Regions from separate parts of the Homo sapiens genome. Here region 2 is linked to region 1. Evidence: chromatin loops called from intact Hi-C (ENCODE). Cell type or tissue: tibial artery. All regions are shown on one strand. Links, peaks and the distances in the headings refer to the core of each region. The heading gives the core; the rest is flanking DNA.

Region 1 (2,914 bases), core at 107-2,606:
GCCTGCAGAACAGATAACTCATGCCAACTTTATGTCTAAATAAATGGTGACCAGTGCACAGATACCCTAGGAGTTTCACAGGCAGTATGCAACAAGAGTAGAGGACACTTTCAGACCTAATTTATTCCCAAAGGGAATTAAGTCAGGATAAACTCAGATAACTCGCATAACAAAACTTAAAGACCATAATTCTTCATCCTTGAAGAAGACACAGAGACCCAGTGAACTACTAAATTTCATCACTACAAACCCACTGTGTCCTGTGTGTGTTAAACCTTGAGTCCTCACAATATCTCTAGGATAAGCTATTTTGTCCCCATTATCCAGCTGGGAAAACTGAGGCAGCAAAGCACCAAACAGGTTTCCAATGAAGAGGTGATAAAAGCATCTGCCTTCTAACTCAGGTAATCTGATACTAATCTGGACTCTCATAATATGTGACTTTAAATAAAAATGGAATGTTTGTTCAATAAACTTTTTTTTTTTTTAAAGAACCAGCCTGGCCAATATAGTGAGGCCCTGTCTGTATGAAAAATTTAAAAATGAGCCCAGCATGGTGGTGAACACCTGTACTCCCAACTATTCAGGAGGCTGAGGCAAGAGGATTGCTTGAGCCCAGGAATTTGAGGCTGCAGTAAGTTATGATCATGTTACTGTAGTTCAGCCTAGACAGCAGAGCAAGACCCTGTCTCATAAAAAAAAAAAAAAAAAAAAAGGAAAGAAAAAGAAAAGAAAAAATCCCCAGGAGTTTGCAGGTACACTTTCAATAAATATTCTGATACCATCACATTTTCTGTTTGAAGAATAGAGAGAAATTAAAGAAACCAATTTTCCAAACTCAACAACAATCCAAGGAATCCAACAATATTGATGGCAGAATTATTATATAATAAATCCTGTTGTTAAAGTAATTTCATGAGGCATCAGATGCTTTTAACATTATAATAATACTGTTCAATGTAATAATGAGTAGCCACAAAGAAATTACTCAGAGATGCCCAAGAGTAAATGTTGCCTGAAATGTGTATAATCTAGGTCTTGGTTTGAAATGTCCTGAGACTTTGGAGGAAACCAAATTCCTAGCTTGCACTTTTGTTGCATTTCTCATCTAGGGGATTTAGACCAAAAAGCACAGCTGTATTAGCACCCCATCTTCATACATTAGTTCGTCCAACAGGAGACCAAATGGCTTGTCCTCTGTTAGGGTCAGAGGGTGACTCCAGCTCTTGAAAATGCTGGACTGTGGGCTCCCTCTGGAGGAGACTATGATAATCTGACTTCGAAGAGAATTTCAGGATCATCCTCACTCTCTTGAGCAAGAGGGGCATACAGACCATGTAACAGCTACTGGAAACAATCAATACAAAGTACTGTTATCCAGAAAATGAAATTAATACTAACATGATACACAGTGCATATTCTACCCCACCGGTAAAATTATATTTCATTCTTCTGTTTTTTTTCCTCAAGTGACTTACTATGTGGAGTGCTTAATAAATCCATTCATTCGTCACAGAGCAAATGTTAATGTGTGCCAATATATGTTATGCATTGTTCTAAGCATGGAGAATACAGCAGTGAACAAGACGTTAAAACTTTGCCTTGGCCAGGCGCAGTGGCTCACACCCGTAATCCCAGCACTTTGGGAGGCTGAGGCAGGCAAATCACAAGGTCAAGAAATCAAGACCCTCCTGGCCAACATGGTGAAACCCCATCTCTACTAAAAATACAAAAATTAGCTGGGCATGGTGGCACATGCCTGTAATCCCAGGTACTCGGGAGACTGAGGCAGGAGAATCTCTTGAACCAGGGAGTCGGGAAGTTGCAGTGAGCCGAGATTGCGCCACTGTACTACAGACTGGTGACAGAGTGAGACTCTGTCTCAAAAAAAAAAAAAAAAAAAAAAAAAGGGTTTGTCTTGAACTGGAAGGAGGTGAAGAAAGAAATCGTGTAGATGCATGAGGAAAGAGATTTTCTAGGCAAAGGAAACAGCAAGAGCAAAGTTTCTAAGGCAGAAGCATAACCATTGTGCTGCAGGAATTGCAAAGGGGCCAGTGGGCCTGGAACAGAATGAGCAATAGGGAGGAAAATAATCAATGGTGTCAAAGAAGGGGAGAGGCATACTGTGTAGGGCTGTGTAAGTTATTGTGATGTCTGTGGCTTTTACTCTGAGTGAAGTGGGAAGCCATGAGGGTTTTGGGCAGAGCAATGACATCATCTGATTTAAGTTTTTTTTTTTAATTTTTTTGTAGAGATGGGGTCTTGCTATATTGCCCAGGCTGATCTCAAACTCCTGGCCTCAAGGGATCCTCTTACCTCAGCCTCCCAAAGTGTTGGGATTATAAGTGTGAGCCACCACACACAATCTGACTTAAGTTTTATTAAGAACACCCAGGCAGTGCATTGAAACTGAAGAAACTGAAGAACAAGAAACTGAAGGTTGAACAGAGGTGAAGGCAGGAGATCAGTTAGGAGACTTCTACAAAATCCAGACAAGAGATGTTGTGAATAGCAGTGAAGGGGTATAAGGTGGTCAAATCCTGGAAATATTTTGAAAATAGAGCTGAAAGGATGATGTAGGGTATAAGAAAAAGAGAGGAGTTGAGGATTACTCCAAGATTTTTCTCTTGAGCAATTAGAAGAATGGAGTTACCCTTAACTAACATGCAGAAAACACTCAAGGAAGCATATGGAGTGAGGAAGAGATCAGGACTTTAATTTTGGATATGTTAAGTTTGAGATACCTATTATATATTTTAATATAGCTGTTGAATGGGTAATTGGAAATCTGAGTTTGGAGTTTGTGGGTGAAGTCCAGGCTGGAAGGAGAGATTTCAGAATCATCAGCATATAAATGGTATTCAAGGTTATGTGTCTGGATAAAATTACCTGGGGAGTATAGACAAAAAAGAGA
Region 2 (2,914 bases), core at 308-2,807, 110 kb before region 1:
GCCACCATGCCCGGCCAACATTTTGTATCTTGGTCCAGATGGTGGTTTCATGAGTGTATGTACATACAAAAATTCACTGAACTACAATTATGTTTGTATACTTTACTGCATGTAAATCATAACTCAGCAGAAAAGAGGGAGAAAGTTCGGGCATGGTGGCTCATGCCTGTAATCCCAGCACCTTGGGAGGCCAAGGTGGGCAGATCATCTGAGGTCAGGAGTTCGAGACCAACCTGGCCAACATGGTGAAACTCCCGTCTCTACAAAAATACAAAAAAAAATTAGCTAGGTATGATGGCAGGTGCCTGTAATCCCAGCTACTCGGGAGGCTAAGGCAGGAGAATCGCTTGAACCTGGGAGGCGGAGGTTGCAGTGAGCTGACATTGTGCCATTGCACTCTAGCCTGGGCGACAGAGCAAGACTCTGTTTCAAAAAAAAAAAGCGAGGAGGGAGTGACAATGTGTGAATGCATGTAACATTCTTAACATGATGCCAGTGTCAATTCCTGAAGGAAGTCTGAGCCCCTGGAGCCTTTCCTTCACATGGCTTCCCAACCCTTCAGAGCCAAGGCTGGAGGAATACAGGAGATGTTGGGAGGGAAGGTGAGGAATTTCTGCAAGGCCACAGGGAGGACTTACCTGCCCATGGGCCAAGAGTTCAACTAAGACCTTGGACAAAGCTACAGAAAGTTACAGCTTCCTTTCCTCTATCTGAGCCAGCCAGTGCAATACCTTCCCTGGTGGACTATGAACCTGCCCTTGGGAAGCTGCTGTGGAATCTCTAGGCAGAAGTGACATCTACACCTAAGTGGTGGAGGAAAACATTTCTTGACCCACATCTGTACCCTGCACCATCAGATTTCAGGAACCCCAGACTGCCTTGGGTCTAGGGTAGGTTGGAGAGTCTTGGCAAGCCAAAGTGGGCCTACCCATGAAGGAGGGACTGAACAGTAATCCTGCCCAAATCAGCAAGCCCATAAGCATAGCCACTAACATTCCTGGAGCATGGGCCTGCCAGATTACCGAGCTAAGCTCTTTCTTTATAATGTTTTAATCTCACAGCAACCCTAGGAGGTGGTTACTATTATAATCTGCATTTTACAGGAGAGATGCCAAGGCTGAGATGGGTTAAGTAATCAGCCCCAGGCCATAGAGCAGGAAAATGGGGAGGTGGGATTTGAACCTAGGTCTGGCTAACTCACCACAGATGAGTCTGACTTCACGGAAGAGCATGAGCTACACCCACCTCTCTCCAAGGAGAGAAGACCATAGGAGTGCACAGTGCCCCCCATGTGCTCAGAGTTGCCATGCTGGGCCCAAGCTAAGGCAGTGACAGGGACGGGATTGCTCTAGAGTCCGTCTGGTCCAGGTCAACCCCCAAGAACTACCAGTACTGACTGGCTCTGACCAACAGATGGCACCAGAGAGCCAGGTGGCTGTCCCAAGGGTGCATCTTCACTGAGCCTGCCCTCTTCCAGGCTTGCCCTCTGGCCCCTCCAAAGGTTGCCCTCTCTCCCCTCCAGGACGCAGACTCCTGTCCAGAAACCCAGTCTGGCCACCAGAGGCTGAATGCCAGTGCAACTTAATCCCATGTCCACAGCGTGACCATGGAAGTAGCCCCCAGCCATCTGGGTCACAGTGTCCCTCTGTGAAATGTAGAGTTTGACAGAGACCTGTGAAATGCAGGACCTGGTAGCAGGGCCAGAAAGACTCAGTTAGGAGCAGAGCAGTGCAGTACAATGCAGCGAGGACTCCTTCACAGATGAGAAAACAATGACAGGCATCACCTATCATCACCGGCTAAGTCTCCCTACCCCTCTGCCCAGAGGACCCCAGCACCAATATGTCGTCTGGAGCCAGCACACTGGGGCAAAGACTACCAGAGAGAAATTGCAATTTAAAAACTCTGCAAAGCCCAGCCAGTCAGCCACCCATGGAGCTCCAGGCAGGCCGACTTGCTGAACATCCCAGGAGCTAGACTGGGATCATCAGTGAGGTAGTCAAGTATGACGTGGGTATGTCTTGCAAGCCAAGTGCCTGACTGTTAACTGCGCAGTCAGGAAGGCCTGTCTGCCAAGGGACTACTGAGTGGCAGGGATTTCTCCAGGAAAATCTCTGAGTCTAGGCCCAGCAAGCTGCTGATATAGACCATGCCAGTCAGTCATTCAGTGAATATTTGTTTACCACCCTCTCCCCATCATGTTGCAGACAGTGGTAAAGAAGAGAAGGATTTTTGCCTTCAGGGAGCTTACCATCTAGTGGGTTCAATGTGATAAGCACAAATAAGAGAATGTTAGGTGGATAAATACTGAGAAGAAAACAAAGTGGGGTTATAAAGGGAGAAGAGGGCAATACATTTAAGCAGAAACCTGCATAAGAAGGCCCCAGCCACAGAAAGAGATGGAAAAAGTGTCTCTAAAAATGAGTTTGGTATGTCCCAGGAACAGTATGGCTAATATGGTTAGAGATTAATGAATGGGGGGAGAGTGAAAACAGATGAGGGCAGAAGAGCAGGTAAGGACCAAATCATGAAAAGCTCTGTGAAGAAAGTGGAATTTCATCCCATTTTCTTTTCTTTTTTTTTTTTTTTTTTAAGATGGAGTCTCATTCTCTTGCCCAGGCTGGAGTGCAGTGGTGTCTCGGCTCACTGCAACCTCTGGCTCCGGGGTTCAAGCGATTCTTCTGCCTCAGCCTCCTGAGTAGCTGGGATTACAGGCGCCCACCACCATGCCCGGCTAATTTTTGTATTTTTAGTAGAGACGGGGTTTCACCATGTTGGCCAGGCTGGTCTCGAACTCCTGACCTCAAGTGATCCACCCACCTCAGCCTCCCAAAGTGCTAGGATTACAGGCGTGATTACAGCCGCTGGCCACTTCATCCCATTTTCATTAAGTAGCCTCAGGTGATGGAAGGTA

Evidence for each region. Peaks named below come from ENCODE experiments on the same cell type or tissue, not always from the same donor. Only the 100,000 strongest peaks of a DNase experiment are listed, where the experiment ranks them.
Region 2: a loop joins it to region 1, with 11 times the contacts of the local background. A loop is called at or near these places in 108 of 110 quality-filtered maps.

The regions. Positions count from the first base shown.
Region 1 is chr5:134,288,470-134,291,383 of GRCh38, forward strand. It overlaps a transcript of CDKL3 not described here. Among named protein-coding and RNA genes, the nearest start is that of PPP2CA-DT, 64 kb to the left of the region's middle. In tibial artery, for the core only: a CTCF peak has its summit at 1,235 (motif pointing left); no DNase peak of the experiment used is centred there.
Region 2 is chr5:134,182,938-134,185,851 of GRCh38, forward strand. No RefSeq gene overlaps it. Among named protein-coding and RNA genes, the nearest start is that of SKP1, 7.4 kb to the left of the region's middle. In tibial artery, for the core only: a CTCF peak has its summit at 1,408 (motif pointing right); a DNase peak (open chromatin) is centred at 1,396.